5 separate regions of the Mus musculus genome follow, and regions 1, 2, 3 and 5 are each linked to region 4. A link is a loop called in an ENCODE intact Hi-C map of the cell type or tissue named here. Cell type or tissue: heart. All regions are shown on one strand. Each heading gives the region's core, and the rest is flanking DNA. Links, peaks and the distances in the headings are about the cores only. Region 1 has its middle 15 kb from the start of Pitrm1. Region 2 has its middle 34 kb from the start of Gm35615. Region 3 has its middle 18 kb from the start of Gm40660. Region 4 overlaps Klf6 (Kruppel-like factor 6). Region 5 has its middle 3.5 kb from the start of Gm35615.

Region 1 (6,414 bases), core at 890-5,889, 660 kb before region 4:
CAGCTCCTTCTCCAGTACCATGTCTGCCTGGAACCTTCCATGCTTCCCACCATGATGATAATGGACCAAACCTCTGAACCTGTAAGCCAGCCCCAGTTAAATGTTATCCTTTATAAAAGTTGCCTTGGTCATAGTGTCTCTTCACAGGAATGAAACTGTAATTAAGACCTTTGGGTACTCTGCTTCTCCAATTAATATTACATAGCTAAGCTATGGTCACATGGCTGGATATTAAACTTAATAGTTATATCAGTGTGAATTAAATACTTGTATTTTTTCAATTTGTGAAAGACAGCAACAGAAATTTGACTAACACCCCCCACAGGGAAAAAAAAAAAACTCTCACGAAGCCCAGACAGGAGCCAGGTTTAATGTAACACATTAATGACGGGGGTGAGAGGAGATTTTTATATAATCATTTCCTTGATGGATTTTCCAGATTCATCTTTTATGATTTTTATTTTAAAAACAACAACAACAACATCAACATATATTTTTAGGAGGGGAGCAGGTAGGGAGACACAGTTTCATGCAGTCTAAGCTAGCAGCAAATTCAAGATGTAGCCATAGATAACCACAACTCATCCCCTTGACTCAATCCTCCTGACTGCTGGGATTCCAGACATGGCTATCACGCCAAGCTTAATTTTAAATCACTTTATTTCTTCTTGCTGATAGAATAATCTCCCTTAAGTCAATCTGTTTCCAAATCCTTCAAGTTTTCACATTGATAGGAAACACTGTAGCCACTAGATGGCCATCCTTTCCTTCTCACGGTTTCCTTGGCAAAGATTCTGCTTTTGAGTAAATACATCCTTTACAAGGCTTATTTATTTTTACTAAAATTGCTTTCATGACAGGGATTCAAACTTACAACCACTTCATACAGCTGGGTTGGCATTTTAAGAGCCATAAGCGAAGCAAAGCAAATGTCACTGTAAATAAGTGGAGAGTGAAAGGGAGTTTTTAAACAATGAGCTTCTGCCGTGTGGCACTACTTGGTCTTGTGCATTATGTAAATAAATGCACAGTGCTCAAGTTTCTGGCAGGAAAGCCCTGGATGAGAAGTCTGGAGTGGACATGGCTCAGCTTTGCCTGGTGACATTCATTAGGGCCCCTCACTGTTCACTCTGTACCATCTCGGTTTTTTTTCCCTCTCCCTCCACACTCTCTATCTAGTCTTGTCATTTATCCAGGGCTGCATGTTATTCCCTTAGTTACAATCGTTAGTTAAGTAAACCAACAAATCTTTCAGGCCACACCAGTAGAGACCTATTTCCAGAATGTTTTTGGTGAGGATCCAGAGACAATCACTGGCCAATATGTTGATACTTCCACATTTTTCTTTATGTTTTTCAATATTCCATTTACTTTTTATAGCACATGCATGAGGAGGTCACAGGATAGTTTGCAGGGTCATATGCATTCCACATTCTAGGCTTTAAAACTCAGGCTATCAGACTTGGAGGCGAGGGCTTTGACCTGCAGAGCCATCAGGGTGGCCCCTTTCCACATTATTCTGTATAAATGTGTATAAAGATATGTCAAAACAACATTTTGATCAAATATGTATTTTCTTCACATTATACTTCTGTTAGCATTTCTATTTTAAACGTCTTCAACATACTTATTTTTGTTTTATTGGGAGACAGGGGTTCATGTACCCCTGGTGGGCCTCAAACTCCCTATGTAGCCTATATGACCTTGACCTCATGATTCTCCTGCCTTTACTTCCTCAGATCGTGGATGATAGGTAAGAAGCACACTAGCTTGAATATTACTGGGGATTGAACCCAGGTATTCTTGCATGTTAGGTAGGTACTCTACCAGCTGAGCTACAGCTCTAGCCCAAACATACGTATGTGTTCTTTGAATATTAAATTTGTTCTTAGGCTTTATGTATAATGGATTCTGTTACTCCAGCTTTGACCCTCTTGCCAAGGACCAGCCTCATCTTGGAGAGGGATTCATGAGAGAAGGAGCTTTGAAACAAACAACTCAAAATCAAATCATGGGCTAAGAGCTGATGGCCTATGTTCTGCTGGAGATAGCTTTCTAGATTCCTTCTCCCTCTCCTTCTTGCTCTCCCCCCTTTCATCTCTCTCTTTTGTCAGCTTTCTCTGGAGATCTCTAGACATCTTTCTGCTCAAGACAGCTTTTTTTGAATTCTAAAAATCTTCTGGATAGCTCATCTTTTGCAGATAAAAAAAAACAGTCTTTTACTTACATATCAGATCAGTAATTACTCTAGGTTCCCTTTAGATCATCCTATGAATCAACAGCCCATTATCCCAGCCCCCAGATTCTTAAGAAGAGTTAGCATGTACAAGCACAAACAATAAGATAGGCGGGTGAGACCCTGCCCTGGAATTACTATTCCTTCAATGCCTGGGCCTGGACCTAAACTTCCTCTGTCCCAAGCTGACCTTAGAACTCAGGAATCTGCCTGCCTTTGTAAGCATAAACAAAAAAACTTAGCTGGGTGGAATCTTGCCATGGGATCACCACTCCCTAAGTCTTTTTATCTCTTTCCTTTGTATCTTTCTGGCAAGCTAGCTCATAGTGCAGCTGCCTCTGCTCTTTTAGGTCTGTGAAGCTCCTCATATAACTCATATTGCACCCTTATGTTTTGTATAGTTGAGAAATTATATATTTTGGACTCATGTTTTCATCATTCTCTCACACAGTTTTAAGGGCTGTCCTGAAGGTCACAGACCTCTAACATTTGGCTGAGACATTAGACACACACTTGCCTCCTGGATGCTGTTTCTGATTGTCATTGATACTAGCAGAGAGGACATTCCTCGAAGGAAGGTCATAAAAATATGTACATTATTATACAAGCAAATCTTATGCCCACAGCAACCATCAACACTCATGGAGGTCCATGCCCTGCTGACTCTGGTCCAGGGTGGAAACCATGTCATTCTGTTTCTCACAAGCTGGACTTGGTACCCTCTCTTCTCTCCTTCCATCCTCATCAACTTCTCTCTTTCCAGAATCTATCATTAACCAATAGTTCAGCATGGAGGGGAACCAGCCCCTAGGGCAGGCCTCCATTGGTGACTGACTGTTGATGGGTCTGTTCTTACACAGACCCAGCATAGTCAAGCACAACTGCTGTGAGATCATGTCTGAAATGGCCACGCCACGCCTAGAAGATGGCACTTCAAAGCCCTCTCCCTGTCCTCCAGTCCTTACATTCTTCCCACCCTCCTTATTCCTTTATCTCTCCATGCTTTAGAGGGGCTAGTGTACACGTCTTGTTGAGGGTTGGACACTCAATTCACTTATAAACATTTGCATTTATTCCCTTATCATCCTGGTTTCACTTCTGTCCTACCAAAGTTTATGACGAAATCATAATTCCTTCTAGTAACTGCGCTCTTAGAATACTGCATCCAGAGATTCTCAATGTTAACTTTGATATTCAAAATTGCTCTAATTTTTCTAATAAATCTAATTCCAAATCTTGTAATTTCTTAACTTTATCTTTTCTAATCATTATCTTTTAGGAAGAAATATTTCAAGTTGCCGTTTGCTTTGGGAGAAGATATTCTAACTGGGCAGCTCATACAGTTTAAGCTTTTTTGATTAACAAGTGCACTGAAGGCAGACAAGGTATGCATACCTCCATCTGCTGGCTACTCTGCTCACTGCAGGAGGCTGAAGATACCCAGCAGGCCATGCCAATAATTTAATAGGCTGAGCTTCAGGTAGGTGAGGCAGGAAGGCAACATTCCTTCTGGTGGTTGTCCCATTTGTCCTTGGTAATCCAGCTCAAACATGTAACTGGATGAGTTTAATGTTATGTTGGGTATTTGGGAGAGTTGTGAACTCTCCAACAAAATCAGAATTGGAAAATTTTGATCAATCAGTAACAATGAATTACTTCAATAAAGATTAAGATAAAAATTGGGTATTACACAGTTAGTTTGATTGGGGTTAACATTTTGGTGCTTAAAGTGTCCCTACTAGTGAAAGAAGTTTGGTAATTTTTATTTCTTAATTTTTATCCCTACTAAAATGGAAAGTGGAATCTTTAACAACTTATTTGAATTTTATCATTCTATTATTACTATTGTCTCAGTTTTACCTAACTGTATTTCTTTATTTATAAATGTAAAAAAATCAATCTTCTTTGGACAAGACTACCTATGGTGGTTAGAATGAGAAATGTTTCCCATAGGCCTCATTTTTGGAATACATGATCCTCAGTTGGTGGCGCTGTTGGGCGGTGGGATATGGTGTAGCTTTGTTGGAGAAAGCACAACACTGTGAGTGGGATTTGAGAGCACAGAGCATCACTCCACTTCTTTCTGCTTCTTGTGTGCTGTTGAAGATGTGATCTCTCAGCTTCCTTCTCTTGTAGTTTGCTGCCATGCCTCCCCACTGTGGCAGACTCTTATACCTCTGAAGCTGTAGGTCAACGTGACTTCTTTGTTCCATGAGTTGTTTTAATCATGGTGTTTTATCACTGCAACTGAAGAGTAACTCAAACACTACTCATTCTACTAAACCCACACAGACACTGTCAATATTATATACATTCTCATTTCTAAACTAATATTATTTCCACCTTCTTCTGAGATGTTCTGTGAGACTGAAGGTGATCATCTCTCTCTCTCTCTCTCTCTCTCTCTCTCTCTCTCTCTCTGTGTGTGTGTGTGTGTGTGTGTGTGTGTATTATAGACATCTTAGTTTGGGACTGAGCACTCAATAGACTGCTATTCTCTTTGACCAGCTATGTGTCTCTGCATTAGCTGCTCACCACAGCAGAGAGAAAGTTCTTTGGTTAAGGTTGAGGGCAGCATTGATCCATTTGTATAATCACAAATATTTAAAAGGAGCGGTATGTCATGTCACTTAGCAAAACATCTACAGTAGGTTCTCCCTGAAGACCTGTGACCTTTCAAATCATGGACTTTTAACCAGGCTTAGAGTACCAGCCTCAGTTCCCTTACATGGATCAGGCCTTAAATCTAACCCCAAAACAGTTGGTTATCCCTATAACCTTCACACCATTATTTATTGTATGAGTGCTAGCCTCAAGAATTATATAGAGGCTGACTACATGTATAAAATATCTTACAACCCTAGACATGCAAATTAAGAGAGAGAGAGGCCATGACAGTTGCTTCCAAATTAGGCTGGATATCCCAATCCAACTTGCATTTTTAGATTTCCAACACCTCATCTCTGCTTAAGCTCACCCACTCTTAATCAGTGAGAATTAAATAACCCACAAGCTCAAATTCAGCGCCTTTGAAGGAACTTCAGTTCACAGCTTGAGCTCCGTTTCATCACTGGGATTATATGGCTCTTATTACGTGCCTTTACTCTTGTGGCTCAGTTTCATTTCTACAAAACCAGAATGGTGCCAAGGGTTCCTAAGTCAAGGGTTGTTTTGAAGACTAGGAAGTAGATCCCTATAAAATGCTCATCACAGAATATTGATGGCATATTAACAAATGAAAGTTACTGTGGATGCCATTCTATTTCCTGGTGGTTCCCTGAGAGTCTTCTCTTCCCCTCTGTCTGGGTAATGCCATAAACAGCTGCTCAGGGTTGCTTTGGTTCCACTGGACAATGCCTCATTCTCTCTACTGCCAGCTGTGAGCACACTGTGAGCTGTTGTGCACTGTCTGCAATGCTCATTTCTATTGCTCCTGGCAACTGTCGTATTGAACTAATCATTTCAGTTGGCACTGAGAAATGGATACAGCTTACCTGGGTACTGCACTGGCTACCAATCCAGGAGCCAACTACTAACAATCAATTCAGTAAATTGGCTTTATCAAACGTGCAGTATGCCAAGACTCTCATTCGTTAAATTTGCACATCCATTGTATCTTTGAAACTAGATTACCCTGAATCATTTCTCCACCCCCACTCCCTTGAGTCAGGGTCTGTCTCTCTTGTTTTTGCTGTGTACTTAGACTGGCTGGCCTGTGAGTTTCTGGGTGATTCTCCTTTACCTGCTCCCCATCTTGCTCTAAGAGTGCTGGGCTTACAGATGCACAGCACTGCAATCGCATCCAGCTTCACACAGAGTTTACAAGCCCATGTGTCCCATGCACACTCTGCTTGGACACTCTGTAGTACATGCTGGCTCCCCACCTTTGCTTTCTCATCTCTTGAACTCAATTTTGGATGCTTGCTCAGCTCAGTCTATTTGTGCCCACATATGAATTCTTCTCCTTTGGGAACACAAGAATCAAGACTGTTGTTAGGGTTGGAACCAAAGGGAACCCAGAAGGAGACATCTTTCCTCATCCATCACACTGGGTATAAGGCCTTTTGAAGTGACTGCCACAGCTTGGGTCTTTAGGGAAAGGCAGGGGAGAGCCCAGCCCTGGCATACCTGAAGTTACTGTCCCCTCTCCTTAGAGAAGTGTCTTGAATTTCTTCACA
Region 2 (6,414 bases), core at 421-5,420, 390 kb before region 4:
ACTGTCTGTGCCTTGTAGATGAAAAATTCAATATGAACTGAAGTAATCAGAATCTTCAGAGGGCCTGACAGAAATTTTCTTGATGTTGAAAAATAGAATCAGACAGTCACAGAGAAAGGCTGATGGCAATCTTGTTGAAGAAAACAGAAGAAAAAAATACTTAGGGTGGCTTCTAATATGAAACAGACCAGTGTGTTGGCTTACTGGTTATCTCCCACTGTGCAATATGTTGTCTCAGTATTGGCAGCTTGAAACAACACACATTTATCATCTGACATATTTTGTAGAACATGACTCTTTGTGGAGCCAAGCTGGCCCAGGGCTCCTTAGAGGCTCACAATTAGGGTGGAGTTCTCGTTGGAAAGTTCTACTTCAATGTCCTCTGCTTCTGAGCTCCCTTCCATGGATATAGCCAGGATTGTTTCTCCAGGATTGGTAGACTTATCTCCAGTCTAAATTAGTAAAATCTAGACTGTTAGCTGAGACAACCCTATTGTCCTCACCCAGTGGATCCTCTAATAGATAAGGCATAGAAGAAAGCCAGGGAGAGACAAAAGGAGGCAAAACCTAATCATAACCTAATCTCAAAAGTGACAACTCTCAATACTGTAATAAATAACAAAGGATTATACAGAAGAGATGAGGATCATTAGGGACAAATTATTTTCCATTAGATATTTTCCATAAACTTCTCAGGATCCTGCACTTGGTGCTAAAATTATATATAAATTTCTTTGTGTGTGTGTGTGTGGTGTGTAATCTTAGTGGATATACTCTGACTAATGTCCAAATGGCTCCACTGCCATGACTATGACAAAGCATCAGGTCAAAACCTCATACTTCTGAAAAGACCTTAGACAACATATTAACAAGTTTGATTAGAGCCTGGGCCAGGGGGCTGGAGGTGGGTCAATCAGTAAAGCAGCTGCCTTATAAGCACAGAGATCCAAGTAGGATTGCCAGAACCTAAATGAAAATTATGGGCATGGTGAAGGCATGCTTTTGCAATCCCTTTGCTAATGTAGCAGAGATAGGTGGATCCTGAGGGCTAGCCAGGGTAGCCTAATTAGTGAGCCTCAGGTGAATGATAGGCCTCATATTAAAGAATGTAGACAACATTTCTGGTTTCCATATGCATGACCATATAATCTTCCTTCCTTCCTTCCTTCCTTCCTTCCTTCCTTCCTTCCTTCCTTCCTTCCTTCCTCCCTCCCTCCCTCCCTCCCTCCCTCCCTCCCTCCCTCTCTCTCTCTCTCTCTCTCTCTCTCTCTCTCTCTCTCTCTCTCTCTCTCTCTCTCGTATTCAATACTTTCATATTCAGTGGGTCTCATGGGACATTTTTGTGGTTTTCTGCAAAAAGGCGGAGGATGAGTTTTGGGAAATGTTTCTGTCATGCAGAGTTCTACAGAAGCCTTTACTATGTCTTGTATGCTCTAGGGAAAGGCAAGTCCATTGAGTGGGTGATCGTGAATGTTTGCCTTGCCCTAGCTTGTCTCCTTACACTGTACATGAAGGCTGAAAGGCATCTTTGTAGAACTGTCCATAAGCAGACATGCATTTCTGGTATAGCACAACCTTCCTCACTCACTACTCCAGCGGTGGACAGGGTATAGCTCTGACTTTGGTACATAAAACTAAAATGAGTCATCCAAACCTATCTGAATGTTACTATGCTGTGATATGCAGAAAAGACAAAGTTTCTCAAGTGCTTCTGATTTAGTTAATGGTCCTGTATCTGCCTTGTATCTGAGACATTATGATGGTTTTTCTCTGTAATGTTCTCCCCATGAGGTCAAGATTTTAACATGTAATCCAATGTTTGTAGCACCATGCTGAAGGCTAGAAGTTTTTATAGATTGGTACCTGAGTTGTGGAAATAGGTTACTATGGAGATACTCACCACCCTTGATTCTCATCTCATTTCCTCCACTATTTGGTTAGGTATTGTTCTAGCTCAAATTTTTTTGTTGCTATACCAATAACCTAGCCAAAAAAAAAATCACTTAGGGGAAAAAGAGTTTATTTAGTTCACAGTTCCTGGTTACAATCCATCATAAAAAAGAAGGCAAGGTGGCAGGAATTTAAAATAGCTAATCACATCCCATCCACATTCAAGAGCAGAGAAAGTATCAGTGTAAACATGATTCTTCATGCTCAGCACCCTTGCTACACTTACACAGACAGAACCTCCTGGCTATAGCATGGTGCCACCCACTGTAGACTAGGTCTTTCTATATTAATTAATAATTAAGACCCTCATAGACATGCCCACAGGAAAACAGATTTAGAAGATTTCTAATTGAACCTCTCTTCTCAAGTGATTCTAAATTATGTCTACTAGGCAATTAAAACTGTGACAGCCCTCATGTAAAAAAGCGTTTGCCACATGCCACATTGTTATGAAGTGCTTGAGTCCTCTGAAATCCTGAGCAAAAATAAACCCTTACTTTAGGTTGTTTATGTCAGGCTGGAGTGATGACTCAGTGGGTAAAGTGCTTGGTTGCTATATAAACATAAGGACTTGGAATTTAGATCTCTATCACCCATGGAAAGGCCAGGCATAGCAGCACATATTTCCAACCTAATTAGGAGTCAGAGACAAGTGGACTCCAGGAGTTCACTGTTCAGTAAGCTTAGCCAAACATCCAGATCAAGGGTCAGTGAGAGACTTTGTTACCACTCCCTCAAATAAGGTAATGAGTGATAGAGAAAGATAACCAATGTCAACCTCTTTTCTCCAAATGTGCATGCACCACACACATACAGATTTTTATGAAAAGTTGTTTCTGACATATATTGGTCATGATGAGAACAGTTAACTAATGTGAAGGTTAACACATACTTGCTTACCTCATTTCCTGCCTTTCAGGAGTCTTATTCTTATCTTGTTGGATAGAAAGCAGGACATGACTCAATGGTAGTGTGGTTATATTGACTTTAACCTAAGTGCTATGGAGGTAGTCCAAGGCAGAGGAGTAATTCTACTAGAGGAATTATACATATTGGGAAATAGGTAGGACATGAGATATTTCTCAAGTGACATATAATCAACTCCTCAGATGATGTCACTGGATGAGTATTCAGATTTCCCATCAGGGGATGGATCCTACACTCTATATTAAAAAGTAATGTCAAATCCCTGTGGTCTTACTTTCTACTATTCTCAATGCTCCCATGGCTAGATGAAATACCATGGGTAGCCAATAGTAGTAGCGATGTGTCTCTGTGCTTGAACGCTGTTTGAAGACAAACCTTCTTGAAGACTTTGTATGAGCCTCTGCAAGGGAAAGGTCTGGAAAGACAATTATACGCAGTGCATTTCAACCCATATGGCTGAGTCATGTAGAGAAAAGGATCAAGGTCACATTGTGGGGATATCCCGAGGTGCAGGACAAGGAAGTTAAGTCCTCTTCCTTTCACCCAGCTGGCTCATTCCCAAGGCAGAATTGCCAGATGGATGAACTCATACAGATCTAAAAGGAACCATACAAATGGTTGTTTTATTCGCAGTCATCAGATGTCAATTTCACCTCTCCTTATACTTCTGTCTATAGATAATTTGAACCATTTCAGGTGATAAGAGGCCTGTTAAAACCATTATGTTGTTGTTGTTATTGGGGTTTTTGTTTGTGTGTGTAGTGTGTGTATGTGTGTATAAACTGTAACTCATTTATTTTCACAAGACATTACCCATAAATTGTGTATTGAAATCCTATGGGCAAAACTCCCACTAGAATTTGCCTCCCTTGGCAGATGAGTAAGCCGACACATTGCGTGCTAACCTCATAGTTTTCTCTTTATAGAAAAATCAACCCCTTGGGGGAAAGCAGACATCATGCCTCTTGTATCCTCAAATCCTGAGAACTCGTAGGCCTGAACTAAAAGAGCTGGAAGATCCATCTTGAGGAATGTCTATGACCTCTTGGTGTTTGTTCTTTGGCTGTCAGATTTGTAAATACCTCCACAGTCTCACTGATGGAGTGCATCCTGCTTGTTGCTGATTGTGGACTCTGTGTGACAGGCCTGCTGAGAGCTCACTGAGAAGACAGGAATGTGTTAGGGAGTCACATTATACTTAGAACATTACACGTGTCATTGTACCTCAGTCTAAATACAAACTCAGGCTCCTAACTTTATCCAATTTCTACAAATAAATACATTGGTTATTTTTCTCATTCCTCTGACTACAAAACTATACAAAAGCAACTTAAGGGTCAAAAAGATTTATTTTGGCTCATGGTTTCAGAGAGGAAGTTCATCATTGGCAGGAAGGCATGGAAAACTAGTTCAATGGATGTGGGAATGGAGAGCAGAGTACTTCAAACATGGTGAAGCAAGAATCAAAGTATCACCTTTAATGTCTTGTGCTTACCAGATAGGAACAGCACCCAGAGGATCCACAGTCTGTCAAGGAGCATCACCCACTGAGGACCAATCACATGCACCCATTGGAGGCAGTTTGCATTCAAATCATGAAGAGAAGGAAAGCAACACTTTTCTTGGGTTTGGTGACCTTCTAGAAGTTTCACAGGCTCTAAAAAATGAAGTTGTAATCCTACTTATTTCATCTAGCTTGGAGTCTGCCATTTGCACTGGACAGCTCACCTGTCTCATGGACACCACAGCAATTTTGTTTCCTCTGCCTATTAGCCTCAACATCAATCTCTTTCTCATGCCTTCCTGTACATCAAACTCTCTACCTCAGTTACCTTCTTCTCTGGATGGGAATCTAGGTCTACTCCTTATTGTCAATAGCTTGAATCTGCTTTCTCTCCACTTTCTCCCTCATTAACAAGACAATGTGGTCAATATCTCTTTTGCAAGTTATTAAGGAGATGAGATGAATTGCTTCTTATTAACATTGTGTGTACAGTGTTAGTATGTAGTGCCCATGCCCTGGTGTGTATTTGAAGGTTAAAGGACATCTTTGTGAAGTTGATTCTGTGCTTCCATTTTTTCTATGGGTTCCAGAGATTGAATTCAGGCCACAAGGCTTACACAGTAAGAGCTTTTCGAGTCTGAGCCAAGTCCCTAGCCCAAGATGAAATGCTTCTTATAGATTTCTAGTTCCTTCACTCTCCTTACAGAGAAGTGTTATTCCTAAACCTCCTACACATGAGTATCCCCCAATTAACGTATCAAAAGGCATATTGGTGTAAACATAATTCAGATTAACAGCCCAAGGCACACAACTTCTGTTCAAAGAAAACCTTTCCTTCAATATGTGAACTTCAAAGGTTTAGAGGCCTGGAGATTAACTGGCAATAATGAGATGAACAAAAGAGTCAGGATTTATACATGTATTTGAACAACCATTCAATAAATAGGAAATATTGGAAGATAAGCAGCTGAAGGAAGGTGATACTGATTTGTGCTAATTTTTTGAGGTGGTATCATGGTGGGGAAAATATCATGGTTGACTGCTACATGGTAGAAAGAGAGAGCTAAAACCATGTGCTTGTATATCACATGACTCATAAATATAAATATTTTTAATAGAAAGGGGTTTAGCTGTTATTCTCAAGGCCTGAGCCTCCCTTCCCAGGTAATCTATTTCCTGTAATCAGAAAATAGATTCCACAGCTTCCCAATTTCTCATGACAGCACTGCTCCTAGCTGTAGAGCAATTGTTCACACACATGTGCTTGTGAGAAACATTTACATTGAAACCATAATGGTCCATGAAGACTCAAGAATGAAGCAGTTTATGTATCATTCTTAACAACCCAAACCACCAGAATAAGAGCTTCCATGGAAACCTACGTATAACTTTTTTTTCTTTGTTTTTGTTGTTGTTGTTTGCTTGTTTTATGCTGATGTTCCACTGAACCTACATTTCTACTTCTTGGTGCTAAGAGTCGTATTTTTTCTTTTTCAAAAAGAGAAAGAGTTAACAGTGGCTCTAGTTCTTAGAATATCTAGTCATGTTTAAATATCATTTAGTTCTGGGACTCCTATTAGGAAGTTTCTTGCTGAAAGTAATTTTAGTTCTTTCTTTCCAGAACCTTACAGTTTCTCCTGGTTGAAGCAAGAGTGTAAAGCATAGATAGAAGAAAAGTATCAAGGTTAATGTGCGAAAGGAACCACTTTGCAGAAACTTGTCCCATCAGGGCTCTGTATAAGAGACAAGGGATGCAATCCCAAAGAAAGCAATGTACACATGTCATGAAAAGTAAGTTCTACTTACTGACATAGAAAATCCTGGTATGTGTTTCTGTTGGAAAGGAAAGACCCAGGATTTGAGCATTGGACCAGACCCAGTTCTCTAGCCCTCCCCTTTCTTTGGGGCTGATTTCTTCATTCTTAATAAATTGTTTTAGTCACTGTCTGTGTGCTCCTGGTCCAGTTCTTTGTTCTGCAACACAAGAAGTTAAAAATTTCAGTGGGTATTCCTATACTCAGCTTGTGACTCTA
Region 3 (6,414 bases), core at 724-5,723, 430 kb after region 4:
CCCAACAATCTATATCTATATTATATATATATATATGTGTATATATATATATATATATATATATACATATATATATACATACATATATTTATTTATTTAGTTAGAAATAAAATAAAAAAGAGAGGATTCACTCTTTCTTAGCTCCATCTTTTCCTTCTCTTTCCATCTTAGACCATATTTGCAATAGTCCAGGACAACACTGTGTACATTAATGCTTAGAATAAGTTTAGAAGAAGTTATCTGTTTTCACATATTGCCTTTTTATAAACATGCCATCTCATTTTTTCCCTATCCTTTGGGATCTTCACATTTTAGAGAGATTTTTATTTTGAATATTGTTAAAACTTTTTTTATATTATTATATCACTGTCACTGTGCTCTGGAGAGATGGACCATTTTCAGTGAGAATGATTTTTATCACTACCAAAGCTACTTTCTAACCAGAAGTAGAAGAACAAGAATTGAAACCAGTTCTGAATGGTAAACATTGGCATGTGTAAGCAGACTGCAAAGGCAAGGTGTCTTTGTCCTTGTCCTGTAGTTGTATTGATTATAGACCAGACGTCATGTTATGCTATATTGCTGGGATCTAGAACCATTGGTCTAGCTTTAAAGGACAGATATGATTGTTGCACAGAACTTCCTATTAGTTTGTATTCTAATTCAGCTCATGGAGGAAAGGACAAAAAGATAGAGGTCCTGATGTGGAAAGGAATATATATCAATCTTTGTAGCTGGTTTCAGTTTGTCCTATGCTGTAAATGGGATGTCAGACAGATGTCAAGCCATATTCTAGTTCAGTGAGTTGGATGGAAATATGTCTCAAGAAAAATACAGGCAACATCTAAGGCAGGGTCTTAGGATACAAAGGCTGGCTGGTGATTCAGAAGCAAAAATTTTAAAGTAGAAAGAAAATTAAGCCAATATGTAGCCAACAGGCAGGGCCACTCTAACTCCACATTCAAAGAACACCCATAGAACAGGGATACCATGTACATTTCATTGTTCTCTCCCCAGCCTGTTTATAAAAGCCCTTAAGACCACACAAGGGATGGGGGACCAAAGAGTATTTACTCTCAAAGGGAGGGAAAACAGGGTTGGCTGTACCAGTTCTTTGGTGCACAGATCAAAGATTCCAAAAACAACTGGCCAGCAGAGAAATGCAATGTGCCTAATACATTTGTTTTCGAAAACCTGGAAGATTAAAGTAAATAGTAAAATGAAATTAAGTATAAAGTTAAAGAAGATCCATTGTGAATTTTCTGTTGAAATTGCTTTAAAGAATAAGCTGATGGTGTGGTATGGGAATAAAATGATACTTTTTTTTTCTAGAAGGAAGGGGTGTACAAAGACCCGTCTCTCTTTGACTATGCTTACATACATGTGAGTGCATGAATGCATGTGCTTATGTGTTTGTGGTCATGTCCACACAAATTCATGCATATTCTAATCCATATATGTTAAGTGGTGCAGAACGGGTGTGTGTGTGTGTGTGTGTGTGTGTGTGTGTGTGTGTGTGTGTGTGTGTGTGATATGATGATATGGTGTATGTCTATAGCTTTAAGCATTGCTGGAAATAGATGATTTTGATTTGGAACATCCTCTTCCATGAGCCAAATAGCTAGCATTTAATGTCAACCTGAAAAGAGAAGAACAGAACCAAACGTACTATATGGTGCTAAGAAAAGTTTTTATCCAGTTGCCTAATGTCAAACCATAAGAAGCACATTTCAGCATTGTTTGCCAAGAACAGTTAATCCCTTAAAATTCAATTTAATACATGTTAGCTCTATGGCTCTGCTTGTATCTGCATGTATGTTACTTTATGTGGGGTTGGGAGAATTGCCCCAGTCCTGCAGCAAATTACTTCATGTTTTCGTGTTTTCCTAGTGTCTTGTCATCTGTGAAAACAGCTTCCTTAAAAAGTGAAGTCCATCTGTCTGGAAATAAAGATTTCATTTTTAAGTACCATAGTGAGTACCACATTTTCTTTTGGAAAAAAATCCTCTCTACATCCACTATTTTAAAATACTATTGAATCTCATCTTTACATTTAATGGTATAAAATAGAATATTTTACATCAGAGAACCCCACAGGAGTTCTTACCATTCCTTTCCACTCACATAGCATACTAGGAATGGATCTGTGTGGAAATATCAATCCATTTAATGTTAACTGCTACACCACCTGCTACAAAATTCCTTAACTTTCATTTATTATTGATATAGTGAACATTTTCATACAGAGTATTAAAATCACTTTAAAACTCATAAATCCACTAAAGGTTATGAGTTATTTTAAAACCTATGACTTAATTTCTATTAAGTAAATAAAGATAAATGGATCATATTATGTTTTCTGAGTTTTGAAATCTAAATAAAATTTTTCTTAAGTTGGTATGCAACGTCTTGGCTTTTAGTTTTGCTTTTGTTTGGAGTTAACTAACGTTGGAGTTCCTAGGATGTGATTACAGCTTTCCTGATTAGAAAAAAACCATTTTTTGAAAAAGTATCCATGATAGTTAAGTCTGTGAAGAAAAGAAACAAACATTTAGAAGTTATATTTAGAAATACTTCATACAAATATAAAACAAATGCCATAAATCTTTAAAAATAGTGTCAGTTTTAGTAATCACAGGCTAAAAGCTGCTGTTCATGGTGGCAGTACTTATTTATAGAAAATAATTTGTACTAGAGTCAATCAAATTATATGTATAGCTCCCATTGTGTTCAACATACAGTGTATCCTACATTGTACAACTGAGGTAAAAGAGGCATCAGTATTGATTCAGAGGAACTCCATATGGTATGTGAATTTAAAAATAATTTAGAAGAGATGGCAAGGCATTTTATTTTTAAGTGGATTATAAACAGACAACACACATGAAACCTGATAGTGGTGTTGGGCTTTAGGAAGGCTTGGTGCTTTGTCCTTCATGGTTGTAGAGGGTGTCTCATAAATTCACAAGTTGCATTAATTTAATTTGAATATATGGAGTGTGGAAGGAAGGGCATCGCCCTGATGCTGTGCACGCTTCACACACACTTATGCTCCTCAGGGGTGTGGCTTACGTATTTAGTTTAATTAACTCTGCACTTAATTGCTGAATCTCAGACCTATCATATCATATACATCCTTTTATTTTGGCAACTTAGTGCCAGAACTTGAGGAAAATTAGTTCTATTGTGCCAGAGGTTGTTGGTTTTTGTTGATTTGTTTTATCTGATTTTGATTTTACATTCAGTCTAACTTGCCTTCTTAAGTCTTGAGTATTTCCTGTATTCTACAGATCAATTAGTATTTATGAGCAACTTTGTGCTGTATAAAACTATTGTGGGTGGATATAAATTCCACATTATGCTTAGAACCTCATCTTCATAGTATTTTACAGGTATTTTGAAATCATTTATATCTTTCAAAATAAAATATATCTGAACAGAAGGTTAGACTAGTCTGCAAAATTTATAAGCAGCAGTAAATAAAATACATTTTTCTTTACTCTTTGAACAAGAATTGCATAAGACCAGATGCCCAAGAGAATAAAAGTGGAGAACTAGCAACCAAGCTGACCTTAGTTTTATGCTAAGTATATGGGTAATCTTATCCCAAACTTACAGCAAAGTATGGGTCTGGTAGAAGGGAAGCCCAGAGTGGGTAGTCTGTGAGCCCACAAACCTGAAATAAAGTAGCAAAGCCAATGGAAGGGCAAATCCATACACACAATCCCATGAAATGTGAAGCCTAAGAAAAATACTTTATTCCTAGATTGGACAAAATTATCCAAGACATTCAGCAGGAGAGATTTCATGGACAACAAGAAATGATCAACTTAAAAGTCTTTATTTTTAGCTAACTCTTAGCAGGTACCATGGCTACAGGCTGTCAAGGAATCAGGGGAGAGTAGTGTTTTGAAAGAGAGGAAGCTCCACCTTTGGAGTTTCTACTCACTTATTGTCTAAAATTAGCAACAATTTAATGTAGCTTTCTGTTTTGGGAGTTATGCACAACGGTTTTTTTGGGAATGCTGAATTAAAAGCAGATGGGCTCCCTATTCAACTTTCTTCCCTTTCCTGTTATTCTGAAAACAATTCCAGATCATGGGAGTCCCTGAGAAGAGACAGTTTCACAGCTCTGCTGGGATTGCATCATCGGATTCTAATACTCTGAATATAGCCACTGTAAAAGACTGTTTTGTACTAAGTAACATCACTAATTTTATTTTCAAGTAACACTCTCTATTATTAAGTTTACTCAAGTTTGAGCCAAAAACTGGATGAGCAGCAAGTAGAGGGATGAGGAGTCTATTTACCTCATAGGTTATGGGGTACAATCCCTCATGGGGTAGGGTTGTGGGTAGATGCTTGCTCACGTTTAATACATAGGAAGCACAGGAATACACGAAGTGGAGCTGAGATATAAACCAAGGCCAAGCTCTCTAGAAATCTACGTCCTGTCACTAGGTACCACTCCCTAGAGAATCCACACCTCAAAAGTAGATCTACAACCTCAGGACCAAATACCAAACATAGAAGCCTGCGGGAGATGTTTTATTTCCAAATCACAAAACATCTAAGCAAACCATTGTACATCTGCTTTTCTCTTGAATTTTGTATATTCTGGATATAAGAATATATTAAAGCTGGACTTAAAATAATTTTAGTCAAAGATGAGTTTTAAGTAATAGTGGATAAAAGTATGCTTTTGATTCGCGACTAAAATTTCTACAATTTCACTTGAGATTTTTTTTTCCAATATGAGTCTTTTATAATTTGCCTCTGAGACTGGAATGGGCTGTTCTACCAATCCAACCTTCTTTTCTATCACAATTCAAAGCCAGCGTAATAATTCAGATATTTTATTATATAAATCGAATAGAAAAGAGACCAAGATAGGATCAAGCTTTCTATTGTAGTGCACTTACACACAGATAGTTAAGTATTAAGATGGATTTATTCATTATCCCTTTTAATAACTTTGTTCCTAAAGAAACAAATTAGTATATGTCATCTCCATATGCATGAATAGCAACTGCCATGTTGCAGACAAATGATTGACATTTAAGATGGCTGCCCTGGTTGTCACACTGATGACAATAGATTGTTACTGACATCATACAATTAGGGAGGAACAGAATGGTTATAAACTCATGATGATATTGTCACAGTTTTCATTCAAGGCTTGTTAAGTGGCCATAGATATAAAGCTGTATTAGAAACTAGGAGCTTTTCAAATAAAATCATTCCTTTTCTATGTTTTCTGAGTGGATCCTTTTATTGACTGAGTGAAGTTATAGACTCAATCCAGAAAAAAAATGTTGTTTTCAAAGAAATAGATAATCATTAGTAGATACCATTTCTCATAGGTGACAAAGGTACAATACCACTCCATGTGACTAAGAGCATCTCTTGGAGATGACAAATATGATTGCATTTATGGAGGTGAGATGTAATTAAATTGTCTCTAAATTCCGTGTGATTTCCACAGTGACCCCTTGCTTCCTCTTATGGAGAACAGTGATTCTCTTTGTATGCATCTATATTCCTACACCAAGGTAAACCTAGCTCATCTTTCGCTTGGCTTAGAGTGATCCTCTGAACAAACTAGGGACACACAGATTTCCCTTGCTTTGTTTTTCAGTGTATCTACTTCATGAGCAAGCTATTCCCATCATTGTTACACCTTATACCACAATTAATAGGTGAGACTAATATTGATCTCTTAAATAAGTCAAGTGAAACATTTGGCCCTAGCCTAAACAATGTGTTTTATTATACTTGAATGGTATCCTCTGGCAAAAAAAGCAACAGTACATTTACATTTTGTAAAGTGGCTAACATGTTGGTGAAGCCAATACCACAATGACTAAGTCCCATTAAGAGTTACTTATTTAGACTTTTCAATAGTTATTTATTTCTCTGTCCAACATTTCAGAAAAACAGGCATCATTTTACTACCCAAAGTCTCTGTTTAGCAAGCTCATTTTCTTCCTCATAGATAAAGAAATGCTCCATCTGTGGCTACCTAGTTGGTCCCAAGCCAGTGTAAAAATATGTCCAGCTTTGTTCCACAAAGGTGACTTTAAGATTGCCTGGGCGGAATCATGCTTTCAAGCTCAGTGTATGAACTGTGATAAAAAACAGGATTGAATTTCTTTGTTCAGTTTTTCTCATGTGAATTCTGATTAGAATCTGAGAAAAGAAAAAATCCTGAAACAATTTTAGCTCCCAGTATCTGAATATCTCAGCCAACAAAAGGACTTTTTTAATGGTGTATTGCTTTTTCAATATTTTTCTTAGGAGCCTAGTCTGAGTCCAAAGCATCCTGCATGCTGACCTGTCTACATCGCTTTGTTGTCAACATTTTCTTTTGAAATAGGCTCTGAACTTCATTGTTTTGTTATATTCATACAGAGA
Region 4 (6,414 bases), core at 1,008-6,007:
GAGAGAGAGAGAGAGAGAGCATAATATTGAGTGGGAGCATCCGAGAGGAGTTATGTGAAGAGGGTATACGATCAAAATACCTTGTATAAAATTCTCTGAGAATTAATAAAGACATTTTTTCAAAATGAGTGATTTTTGCCCAAAAGGCAATCTTACCATAAAGGATTTGACTTGGTAAATGGAAAGCTTCACAAACTCATGTAAGCCTCATCACAAGATAGCTTGCTAGGGCTTTTGGCCTTATACATTAGCTATTTTACAGTGTACACACAAAGGTACAGCACGAACTGGACTCCTCAGATTCCTGGCTGCAAGAGATCTGCTACACTGCATCTCGTTGGCATACCTATCCTGTTTTCTTTTCTCACCAACACAAAGAGAAAAATGACATTTGAGGTGCTTGGCTTGAAGGAGTTAGGTGATCACACCAGTCAAAGGCATTAACTCTCCTACACAACTGGAACTTAGTCTTACACAACCAGAAAAGAAGTGTAGCAATATGAAACTTAGGAAATCCACAGAACAGAGCTCAGTGTAGCCGAAACCTGCAAGGTCCTTATGAATGTGCTTTGTCATGACAAAGGACCCCTCTCCGAGGATCAATCCTTAGCATAATGGGTTTCCACTTATTATTTGTAGATTTCAGAGACTTTTTTAAAAGGTTAATTGTATATGGAATATGTGATTCTGGAGGTCTCCATTTAAGGAACAATTGCAGAGTTTATATGACAGTTTGCTTCCTTGTGTGGATTCTATAAGGGATCTAGGGTTTGAACTGGAGTTTGCCAGGGTCTCCCATGAACAGTATGGGTTATGAGTCAATCTGTCTTTCAGTGAAAATGCCTCGGCGACTGTTCAGCCTAAAGTGCCTCCTGAAAGGACACATGGGACCCAGCTTTCTCCTCTTCTTTGTCTCTTTTCCTTCACAGATGTTTGGAGAATCCTCATTAAAATTAGTTAGAGTGAAATAGAAAAGACCCTGCCGTAAAATAAATCTAGTTACATACACTTTGCTGGATTGCCTCGTTTGCATGATGCACGAGTCTCGTTTCTTCTCTCTGCACCTCCTCTCTGTGCATTAGGTGATCGCTGCCAGTGAAGACAGGGTGCCACATCCCTGATGGTGCATCTCTATTCTTGAGCATTAAAAGGAAATACGTGCCATCTGTCTCATATATGGAAAGCAATTTGAATTGGTGACTTCTGTTTGCTTAAGGTTACAAGGTTTAAAGCTTTTGTGACTCTCAATGGTGAAGACACCCTGTCTCTAGTTCAGAGACTAGCAGCGCGTTTCCGTGAATGCTGGAACCTGAACAGAAGACTCATGAGAGATCCAGTGAGGCAGAGAACAAGGTGGGGTGATGCAAAAAAAAAAAAAAAATGTTCCTTGGTATCAACTGCTCTGGATCAGAACGGTAAGTTTGGTGTTTTCAGAATGCAGCACCTCAGTCAAGTGGCATACTATCGTGATGTCTCAGTTTTCCCCATTTGGGAATGGACATATCATTTATTGTACAGAGTATTACATATATGCATGTATATAAATGGATAGAGAGTATATGTATGAATTTACTTCCCAAAATCTGATAAGAAGATGGGGAATATCATCTTTGTCATCATCACATTTCAAAATGATAATCAATAATAATCCAGCTGGCAAAGGAAGTCATTAAAAAACAAAATAGCACAGTGACTGAATAGAGGGCTCAGGCATTAAGAGCAGTCATGATCACAGCATCCAGGCAAATAGCTCCACCCCAGCTCTGAAGGGGGAGGAGACAGGATATGCTGATTCCAACCTAGCCAGGAAGACACCTACCTTGGGTTCAGGAGAGACCCTGCCTCAAATAAATTGGGTGATTCTGATAGAGGAGGCCACCTGATACCTTTTCTAAACAACACACACACATACACACACACACACACACACACACACACACACACACACACACGACAGACATACAAATAAATAAATATAATAAGCAAATATTAAGAAATAGCTCCTGGTAATATACTGCATACATTAAAAAGGAGTCGCATATGGAAGTTGTGTTCTTTATGGCAATTAAAATATAAAAGTAAGAGACTTTAATCACTTCCGTTGCCCTCAGTACAAAGGCCCTATTAGATAAGAAATAGAACTGGGGGCTTGGGGGAACCGGGGAGATTTTGGGTTCTTTTATAGGTACCATAGCACTTTTCAAAGGAGGTTAGGGCTGGTTTTTTTTTTTTTTTAATTTAAATAAAATTATATGTTGTCAAGCATCAAATGCCCGAGCAACTTAACTTTAATTAAAGAAGTAATGGGCAGTTTGAGAACATTCTGTTTTCCATTTTCAGAGCAATTTTCTCCAACAATACTTTCTCCTGTAGCAGAAGAAAAACTTTCCTAGGTCTGGGCCAAGAACTCTGAGGATGGTGAACGTGTAATTTGAAGTCCACCCTACACTCACAGACCGCAGAATGGCAGTGCTATAGAAAATCTAGATTCATGTGACCTAGCCCGGACTATTTTAGCAAGGAGTAAATGGGAGCCTATTGTTGCTGAGCGAATTGTCCCCAAAGTACACAGCTTGTTAGAGCAAAAGTGTTCCCTTCCTTTTAGCTAGGTTTCAAAAAATTTGTTAAGCAGACTGAAAATGCTTTATACGTCTATAAATATCCCAAGTCTGTGGCTGATTCCTTGCACTGCGGTTCTCCTAACAGCCTTATTTGAGCATAACTTAGCTGTTCAGCAGACTTTGCATGACAACACGGTCCGGTCTTAATAGTAGCCGAGAGAATGCATTATCGAGACTTTATTTAGACTGTACAGTCAAAGTCATCCAACTGTTAGTCATCCTGACATGTGCTTCGGAATGCCACACACCCATGAATTCTGCAAAAAATGTCACCAACTCTGTATGACCTAGCCTACCACACATCCAAGTTTCTGATATTAAAAAAAAAAAAAGCTGCTAATCTTTAAAGTTTCCTCCCTAATTATAAAATATATAAAAGAAGAAAAATTTCATAAACTCTGCACATTTAGCAAAAAGAAGACCTACTCTGAAGTAAATGACTATACCACACCTAAAATGAAGACCACCCTTTTGGGGGATCAAAGGAAAATGCATTGAAGAAGCCCCACGGAAACTCACCTATTTTACCCTGTGACTACTGACTGGCTTATGGAATCTGAAAACAGATTCCAAGATGCATCTCTCTCACATTGATCCGCACAGTAAAACTGGCTGCGAGTGTCTCAAGCGACTGAAGGCACTGCTCTGAGACAAGCTGCGGATTTTTTCTTAAATCGAGCTATATGCGATGCATTTTTTTCCTAAGTCACGAAACCTCGTGAGGAGAAGCAATCTTGACTTTCTGCCCTGCTTTCCGGAACTAACGGGGGGGGGGGGGGGGGGGGGGGATCTGGGCATAGGAATCAGTGGATGCAGAGTCCATTGGGACGGCTTTCTGGCCTGACTTCCCTTTATCATCTGATTGCTGGTGGCTTCTAACCTTCCCAGATGGGACTCATCCAGGTGTGACGCCAGCTCCATCCAGAAAGACTGGCCCAGCTCTACCAGCTAAGAGAACAAAATCTGCTGGATTTCAGAAGCCACGGTACTGGGGCCTCTCTGCACTGTAATCATCTCCTGGGCTTGAGTGACAGGAAGAAAAAAAGTGCAACAAGTGGCTTCCTATTGTGCCCCCCTCCCAACCAAGGCTGTTTCTTTCAGGCTTTGGAAGACATTCAGTCCATTTGAGGGGAGTGTGTGTGTGTGTGGGGGGGGGGGGGGGGCAATGTCAAAAGCCTCCCTCCAGAGACAGCTGTGGTAAGTAGGAAGACAGGGAAGGCAGGGACTGAGCTAGGCAAAAGGCCCTCAGAATTACACAATGGTGATTTCCCGGGGAGGAAGCCAGGCTGAGTAACACAGCAGGAATTTGTTAACAACCCCCTTCCCCCACTGCACCCCAGAAAAACAATCAGGCTCCAGATGCTGATAAGAATTCTTTTTATGTTATTCGAATAAAAAATACATTCATACAGAAATATAACAATCTCGCAAAAAACAATTTCAAATAAAATCTTGTAAAACAAAATTTTACAAAAATCTTACAAAGATTCTTTAGATAACAGGGTGCTTCAAAAAAAAAGAAATAAAGAAATTTCACTAATAGAAATTTTTTTTTTTAATTTCAAGCAAAAGTTCCTGCTTGATTGAGGCTCAGTTGTCACCTGACCAGAATGGACTGCTTAGTATTAAAGTTACAGCATCGACACGGACGGCACCCAGCCCCAGCCAGTCCAGCAACGTCGCTGTGTTTCATAAGTGAGACGCGCCAGCACAAGTTTCCTCTCTCTTCTGTTTACCTTCTTACTTAATGGAATTGCTATGGATAAGCACACAGCAGGGCCAAAAAAGGAGTTTTCCAAAATCCAGCAAATCAAGTGCTAGGATTTTGAATTGCCAAACAAAAGTGCATTTTCCCCTTGAGCAAAATGAAATCAGTTCTGTAGAGAAATGTATTCATCAGGCCAGATACAATAAAACAAAACAAAACAAAAAGCAGTTAAGGGAGCTTTAATCATTGCTCGTTTCCAGGAAGATCAAACGAAATACCAGCCCAGCCAGACTCATTCTCATATATGTAAAGATCCACACCCAAAAAGCCAAGCAGCTGGATGAAATATCAGAAATATCAGCTGTCTACGCTGTGGTATGCCAAATTCCGGGAAAGTACTCCTTGAAAAAGCTGGAAGAATCTACATGCTGGAAAAAATAGTTTCATCTGCATAAAAAGTATTCTAAAAAACAATCCCTGTGGTCAGCTTACTCTTAGGTTAGATCTTCTAGTAAGGCTGAAAGGAAAATTAAAACCTTTGTGTGTCTGAGTCCAGCTGGTTGGCCAGTATTTTGTTCATGCCCCTTCTAAATGGCCGAAGGTCCCCTATTCCAGGCTTGCCAATCGTGACTAGCAGAATCAGCAGCCTGGAAAAGACTCAACGCCAACAATGTCTCCAGCAAACTATTAAATTAAAGATAAAGCCTCTATAAAAGTTAGGTTATAGTTTTCAATTTCTTTTAACCTCCTTTATGGCCATTTTGAAATACTTCTTCACAGGCTGTAGAATTTTCTAGCTAAACATTCTAGTTTCTTCTTAAAAAAATATTTATATATTATCTATATATAATATATATATACACACATACATACACATACTATACACACAAATATACATACACAAAAAATTTCATCCACTTTTTCAAAAAAAACAAAAACAAAACAAAAAGCAGTATACTTTCAGTATTACCAACAGATAGCTAGACAGGTACTCAAAACTTGTGCCTTTTGAGCAAGATATTGACATTGGTTTTTCTTGTTTGTTTAATACTTCTGTATCTTTAATATGTGTGACAATGTTACATAATAAATACAGCCGGTGTGTGTGTGTGTGTATGTGTGTGTGGGTGTGTGTGGGTATGTGAGATCTGTACAGTTGTGCAAGGTCTCTTAAAAGAGTCTCATGGTAGCAGAATTAGTTTTCAATTGCCATGTCTATTTTTTTCCCCATTTTAACACTGACAGTCAAGTTGTTGGAAATGAACACATGTTGACATGTCAAAGGACTTTTCACCCGTTCGTTCATCACTGTGGAGGATCTTAAAGAGGTGTTCTTTTTGTTGTCGTTGTTGTTCTTTGTTTGTTTTGTCCATATTATACATTGATACAGTACAATGCCAGGTGAAAAAAGAGCCTTAATTAAGCATGCGTCACCCATTCCCCTGTATTTGACCCCACAGAAGGGCCAGTTGCATAAGGCACCATTATGAAGGTCAACAGTGCATTAACAGCTAGAAAACCAGAAATAGTCCTCAAGGCATAAATAAGAGACGTAGCTGCGTGAGAAAAAACGGTTTCTAAGCTTAGTGGTTTGATCCACTCTGAGAAAAAAAGTTTGTGTTCTTAGCCTAATGTGATATTAGACGGGTAATTTCCAGGCCCCTAGCATTTAGACATTTGACAAGTGTCCAATTTCTCCAAAGGGTACCTTAAGATTCTCAAAAAAAAAGTAAATTCAAATTCCGAGTCGTCGAAAATACAACCCTACATTGCACAAGATCATTTTGCATGGGAGTGTTACAAAATAGAAGGATCTGGGGGGGGGAGGGGGGAGAACGTGTCTTGCCAGGCCTAAATGGCTTAAGGAATCATTATTCTACACAAATTAGATCTTATAGCTGCTTATTAATTGGAATCAAGATTGGAGACGCAATTTAAAAATGTTAAACGTTTATAGCTCCCCCAGACCATGCACGACTTGTTTTTTTGTATTATAAGGGAAAATGACCACTGCGATTTGTAAATACAGCTTATACAATGGGTTACAAATGAGCTCCATGTAGCCAGTAAAACAAGCTACTTGAC
Region 5 (6,414 bases), core at 963-5,962, 420 kb before region 4:
TTATAGTTTAAAAAAGAAATGTAAATAAAGAAAATATCTAATAAAAAAAAAGAAAAAGAAAAACCAAGGCAAAATCTGATGTAGGTTATAACAAGAAATAATGACCAGGAGAGACATTAATGCAATGGAGACTAAAAAAACAGTATATAAAATCAAACAGAAAGTTAATTCTCGGGAAAATGCAAGATTGCTAAACGTCAAAATGAGAGAGAGGGGTGCGTGGGAGAGAGAAGAAAGAAGAAAGAAGAGAGAAGACCTGAGTCGGCTAAAACATGAGATGCAAAAATGCAGGTTACCATAGATTCCAGTGAAATCCAGAGAACGATTAAGGATGGCTTAGAAAACTTACATTAGAACGAAATGACCTAGAGACATGACTCAACCATTTAAAACACTTGTTGCTCTTCAAGGGAACTGGATTTCTTTTCCAGCACCCATTTTAGGGATTACAACTATCATTAACTTCACTTATAGGGGATCTGATGCCCTCTTCTGACCTTCATGTACACCAGGCACACTTATGGCATACATACATACATACATACATACATACATACAGGAAAAACACATATATCTAAAATAAAATAAATATGTAAAAAAGAAAAGGGTAAATTCATAGTCATATGTGGGGCGTGGGTGTAGGGGAAGAGTGGGGAGAGAGAGAACCCACACCCAGCCAGAGTTCCTGTGCTTTTGGCAGGCAGACGCGAGTGGACTGCCAGACACTTTCCATGCGGCCCCAGGTGGGCTGTGTAAAGCCACTGACCCCACATGGCGGGGGTGGGGGGTGTGGACAAGGGCAGCCCCCGTATCAGGTTCTCAGTCTCTGGAATCCCACGCTGGATATGGCAGAGGAGCTGAGAACAGAATAGGGGCCCCAGGGCAGCACTAGGCACCTGAGATACAAGAAGAGAGGTCAGGGGGAAAGAGGGAGCACTGGGTGGCTCCCATGCAGGCAAGAGTCTTTAGTCTGGTCCATGGCTGGAGCACAGGCAGGCCTTCCATCAGGAGGTTAGAAGAGGCTCATTAGAAGAGAGCCTATCTCGTCGTCCAAGCACGGCCTTGATGAACAGAGGCAGTCTATGGTTTTAGAGCTTTATTGTAGAAAGGCAGGGGGAAAGAGAGAGAGAGAGAGAGAGAGAGAGAGAGAGAGAGAGAGAGAGAGAGAGAGAGAGAGAGAGAGCAGCCATGGCCAAGAGGAGGGAAAGGGGAAGGGAAAGAGAGAAAGAGAGCTAGAGAGTAAGAAAGATGAAGGCTTAGAGAGAGAGAGAGGTAAAAGCTTAATGAGAGAGTAAGAAAAGTAAAAGCTTAAGAGAGAGAGGTGGAGCCAAGCAGCCCCTCTTATAGTGGGCTGTGTTATCTTGCTGTTGCTAGGTAACTGTGTGGAGGATTCAGCCAGAAGGCCAGAAGCTGGGGACATTGTCTATGTGACTAGTAGCCACATGCTTCTCTTGTTGGGGCTGTAGGGGCAGCAACTTCGACAGGAGCCAGGGGTCCAGGAGACATGAAGGAACGCCTTCTGTCCCATGTAGGTAAAAATTAACCACCCATTGGGTACCTTGGGATTCAAGACCTCAGCTTGACTGGAGACCAGGCCATCTGTGCATAGCCCATTGCCCCACAGTCATATATGACTTACCAAAATTAAATGCAGTAGTTATAAACAGCCTGAAAAGGCCTGTAACCCACAATGAGATGTAAATGTCTCCCAGTCATAAATAAATTCAGGTCAACTTGTCATTGTTGAATTATATTAAATCTTTAAGGAAACACCAATATTAATGCTTTCAACATATTCTATAAGATAGAAAAGAAAGAAAGAAACACATTCTAAAAGGCCAGATTTTCTGTGCTGGATACTTACAAAAAAAGAAAACTATAAGCCAATTTCCATGATCTTCATAAACGCAAAAATCTCACTAAAACATTTGTAAAGTAAATGTAAGAGCACATTAAGATGGAAAGATTTCTCTTAGTCAAACTGGCAGAACTAATATTGTGAAAATAGCCACATTATCAAAAGTGTTCTACAAATTCAATATAATTGCTGACAAAATACTAAAAATATTCATCACAAAAGTAGAAAACGTAATTCTAAAATGTATGTATGTATGTGAAATACCATAAATAGTCAAAATAATCCTTAACACAATTTGTAGTGGTGTAGGTATAATAACACTAGTCCTCAAATCATAGTAGAAAGCAATATTATTTTTAGAAAATGGTGTAAAAAACCAGAATAGTGTAAAGGACCTAGAAATAAACTCTCTAATTCATTTTTAGTCTGAATCTTATGCTAGTCATGGGTGAGGAATTTATAGCTTTTTCCATTTACTTCCTTATAATTTATTGGCTATTAATGTCATGTCCATCATCTTTCCAATCTATAAAAGATATAATTCTGTTTGGGTCAATTATTCTCTCATTTATGAGAAAATATTTACTGATTTTACCAAAAAGCATTTCTGTTGATATTCTGCTGCTTCTATTGATTCTTAAAATTTTAACAATAAACAAATAAAATCTTCTGAGTTCTAAGCCAACCACTTTCTTCTTTGAGTGACATGGGCCTCCATCACTTATCAATGTTCTAACCTATGGAGTTAAACTTGCTGGGGTCGCTTCCTAGTCTCCTCAGTCAATTCACTTATAAGTCAGCTCATTCTGTCACCGTTTCAGATCTCAGTTCTGTGGAGAAGGCAGCAGAATTATTAGCAGTTGTCGAAGTATCATGGACATTGTATCTAAGCTAGGATAAAACTAAGATATATGTATGAATACTGAAGCTGAAGCACTAAGTTATGTATGCATTTTACACAGGCCCTGTATAATTTCAAGGATAAAGGGCATCAGCCAAGATATATCTGAGGCATTTGCAGAGGACTAAATATAGAAAGACTCCAGATAGTATCATATTGCTAAATAAATACTCATCATGATATATATTGCTCATAGAGTAGTCATCTGTTTAAGAAAGCGAGAAAAGTGGAGCAAAGAAAAGAAAAAAATGAGAGGTGAAAGAGTTAGGGTGAAGGATATCTCTTGTACCCAAGCACTGGGTACCAAATTGAGAATTTCCCTTTTATCTTTCCAACTACAAAGTATTCCAAAGGCTGCCAAGGGCAAGAGCTACTTGAAGAACATAAGCATACACTTTTTGAACAAAGCACACACTTTGACCTTCCAGTGGCAACTTTGATGAGCTGAAATGGATCTAGCTAGACTGGGGATGTTCACAGGGCCATAGCCAGACAGTTTTGATGGAAACCTATCTTAGAAAAGTCAAGGGTTCTATTTCTATTGTTTTTTATAAAGCTGTTCCAAGTGTACACTTCAATCAGAGCTCTCCCCTGAACTCTTGATTCCTATATATGTTAGGGTTTCCAATGTTTTGGTATTTCCTTTTCTTGCCCATTGCTCTACTGAGAAGACATAAGCACGCTGTATTTTTTCTTAGCTCATAGGGAAAAATGAAGAATTTAATATAAAGGGTTCTTCCATGATCATAATATTGCTTTTCTTTATAGCTTGAAAAATATGAATTATTATGATGACCAATTAAATTAGTCTCTTTTCTTTACTATTTCAAATTACTTTCAAAAAGTTTCACGTTGAAAAATTATTACAAAATTTGAACACAGTGAACATTGGGTTTTCTCATCACAGAGAAATATGCACTTCTATTCGTTACAGATTTGTGAGTTTTTTCAAAATTCACCTAAATTTTAGTGTTTATCATGTGAGTGTGTACTTGCATATGTAAGTTTCGATTCTCATGGAGTCCAGAAGAGGGCAGCAGATACCCTGGAGCTGGAGTTACAAAAAGTTGAACACCACTGTTGGTGGGCACTGGGCACCAAACTTGAGTCTTCTGAAAGAGCAGGATATGCTGAGACATCTCCTGTCCCTGTAAGTTTATTTTAAGATAGGATTGGCATCTTTGCATTCCAATTTAGTATCTCAGGCATTTTCAAAATAATGGACATGGCATGCAAAACTTATGTTGGTAAATTATCCATTATAATAGATGATTGCCATTGTTCAAAATAACCACATCAGGAGGAAAAAAGGAACCAACTCCATAGGTTCTATTCTCTCTAGATGTAGATGCTATTTCAGATGAATGAAGCTTTTTGAAAGTTTTAATGGTTTAGATCTAAACTGTTCCCCTCAAAACTCATAATGCCTTGGTCCATGATGCAGTAGTGTTCAGAGATAAACAGTATTCAGAATGGAGCTCTTGGAAGGGGATCAAGAGGGCTCTATTTTATGAGTGCATCAATCTTATCATGAAGTCATGATTTCATGGCAGTAGAGGGACGTAGTGTTAACTGAGAAAGTAGGTTACCAGGGGCTTGTCCTGCAAGGGTACCCATTGACCTAGAGGCCTTCTCATTCCCATTGATTTCTGGGCCACCACATGAAGAGGTGATCACTTGTGCTCCACCATACTCTCTCCTCATTAGGTTCTTCCTTATCACAATCTTAGAAATAATGGATTTTAGAAACCATGGATCCTATCCCCTGAAATTGTGATCCCAAATAAATCTTTCTCATTTCAATTAGCTTTCTTAGAGTATGTGGTCACAGATGAACAGCTAACTGAGACAGAAGCTTACCTATGGAACATTATCAATTAGAGGAAAAGAAATAAGCATTTAACTTTCATTGGTAATAATGGGGAATTATGTACCAAATTTCTCAGTAGACAGCTTTATTTCACAGGGATCAAAGTAATTTTTTTTTTCCACAGACTGAACTATGTGCCAGTCTGTGTTTGTTTGTCTTTCAGTTCAATCTATGTAAAGAGGGTCAGCATTTCAGAAGATCAAAGCCATAAACAGTCTTTCTCTGTGACTGTGTAGACAACAGTACCCATTCCCCTGCCCATTACTCATACAAATTATGATTCAGGATTTAAGCAAATATGAGGTACCCTCAGATGTCTGCTGTTTATGATATAGCTGGAGAAGTAATGGTTTTCATTTGCACTTGTTTTCTCCAAGTCCTGTGGGTTGTCATCTTCTTCTGATCCTCCCCCTTCCTCTTCTTTTAACGAAACTTTCGCTTTTTTTTACCTCCTCATACCCACTTGAGGGTTCTACATTGCTGCTTGGTTTTACTGGATCAACTGGAGATCTTGCAAATCTGAGTCTTATCTTCCAGATTTGTCAGAGATTTTAAATTTTTTCCAAGATGGTTCATTGCAATATGATAAATACCAAAGCCAGAAGTAGGGGAAAATCTAATCCTTAGAGATAGAGGCAGGAAGGTCAGAGTTCAAGGGAAGCATAGGTAGCCTAACATTCTACCTGAATACCAACAGAAAGTACCATGGTGGTTTTTGTTGTTGTTGTTGGTGGTGGTACTTTTTTGTTTTTTGTTTTGTTTTGTCTTGTGTTTAACACTGTAAAAGTTAGTGTTAATTGGCAACTCAACCAAAGAATCAACAGGGAAATGTGTCATATCGAGTCTGCTTGTCTGGGATTGTCATGACAAAGTTAATTGATGTGGCAAGTCATTAGTTGTGACTAGGACCTGGGCTGTATGACAGCTGAGAAAGAAGCTTGGTAATCCCTAAGTATGTGCATGTTAATTCGTTTTTCTTGCGTGTGCATTCAGGAAGGTCTCTCAAGTCCCCACTGCTGTAACTTTCCTGCCATATCTCCTTATAGGAACTTTAAGGTATAATTGTGAGCCAGGCACACCCCTTTTCTCCTGAGCTGCTTTTCTTAAATATTTTACCACAGAAACAAGCAAGAAACTAGAACAACTATGAAGCACTGGGCATATCAAAAGGCTCAGACCTGTAATGAGTCTATACCAAACCAATCACCATTTAACAACTCACAGGACACAGATGAACTGAGAGGGTCTCACTGATTTAAGAATCCCAGTATTCATTTAAGTTAATCATGAAAAGGAGGACAGAGCAGATCTACATTAACCACATATTCACAGCATGATGCTTTACTTTGGAGAAATGTAGAGAAAAGAAGATATTATTAATGCTAAGTAAATGTACTGGTGAATTTTTTTTTTTTTTGTTGCTGTGATGAAATGCCATGACCAGTGCATCTTGCAGAAGAACAAGTTCATTTGTACTTAAAGGTCTAACAGTACATGAGTCCATATTACAGTATGGTGGCATAGCATTGGGTGGCAGGCATGTCAAGAAACTGAGAGCTCTCTTCTTCAATCTCAAGCAGGATGCAGAGAGAAGGAATTGGTCGTCATGGGAGGCTACAAAATCTTAAAGTCTGATCCAGTGTCATGTTTGCTTTAACAAGGACAAGTTCCTAAGCCTCCCCAAAATAGTGTCACCAACTGGGGAACAGTTGTTCAAATACCTGAGCAGATGGGGGACATTTCCATTCTGAGGTTACCCAGTTTATTAAAGTAAAGCTGAATCTA

Evidence for each region. A loop is a pair of places that touch in the nucleus more often than their neighbours do. Peaks named below come from ENCODE experiments on the same cell type or tissue, not always from the same donor. Only the 100,000 strongest peaks of a DNase experiment are listed, where the experiment ranks them.
Region 1: it touches region 4 in a loop (4-fold over the local background); 8 of 42 quality-filtered maps call a loop at or near these places.
Region 2: a loop joins it to region 4, with 2.7 times the contacts of the local background. A loop is called at or near these places in 3 of 42 quality-filtered maps.
Region 3: it touches region 4 in a loop (3-fold over the local background); 8 of 42 quality-filtered maps call a loop at or near these places.
Region 5: it touches region 4 in a loop (2.9-fold over the local background); 4 of 42 quality-filtered maps call a loop at or near these places.

What each region holds. Positions count from the first base shown.
Region 1 is chr13:6,530,127-6,536,540 of GRCm38, reverse strand. No RefSeq gene overlaps it. Among named protein-coding and RNA genes, the nearest start is that of Pitrm1, 15 kb to the left of the region's middle. In heart, for the core only: a CTCF peak has its summit at 3,640 (motif pointing left); no DNase peak of the experiment used is centred there.
Region 2 is chr13:6,252,471-6,258,884 of GRCm38, reverse strand. No RefSeq gene overlaps it. Among named protein-coding and RNA genes, the nearest start is that of Gm35615, 34 kb to the left of the region's middle. In heart, for the core only: no CTCF peak of the experiment used is centred there; a DNase peak (open chromatin) is centred at 3,374.
Region 3 is chr13:5,434,005-5,440,418 of GRCm38, reverse strand. No RefSeq gene overlaps it. Among named protein-coding and RNA genes, the nearest start is that of Gm40660, 18 kb to the left of the region's middle. In heart, for the core only: no CTCF peak of the experiment used is centred there; no DNase peak of the experiment used is centred there.
Region 4 is chr13:5,867,962-5,874,375 of GRCm38, reverse strand. Klf6 (Kruppel-like factor 6) reads right to left here. Exons shown (of 4, transcript NM_011803.2): 4 at 3,983-6,414. Among named protein-coding and RNA genes, the nearest start is that of Klf6, 9.7 kb to the right of the region's middle. In heart, for the core only: no CTCF peak of the experiment used is centred there; DNase peaks (open chromatin) are centred at 3,865 and 4,315; H3K4me3 peaks cover 731 bases; H3K27ac peaks cover 1,458 bases.
Region 5 is chr13:6,289,689-6,296,102 of GRCm38, reverse strand. No RefSeq gene overlaps it. Among named protein-coding and RNA genes, the nearest start is that of Gm35615, 3.5 kb to the right of the region's middle. In heart, for the core only: a CTCF peak has its summit at 3,792 (motif pointing right); no DNase peak of the experiment used is centred there.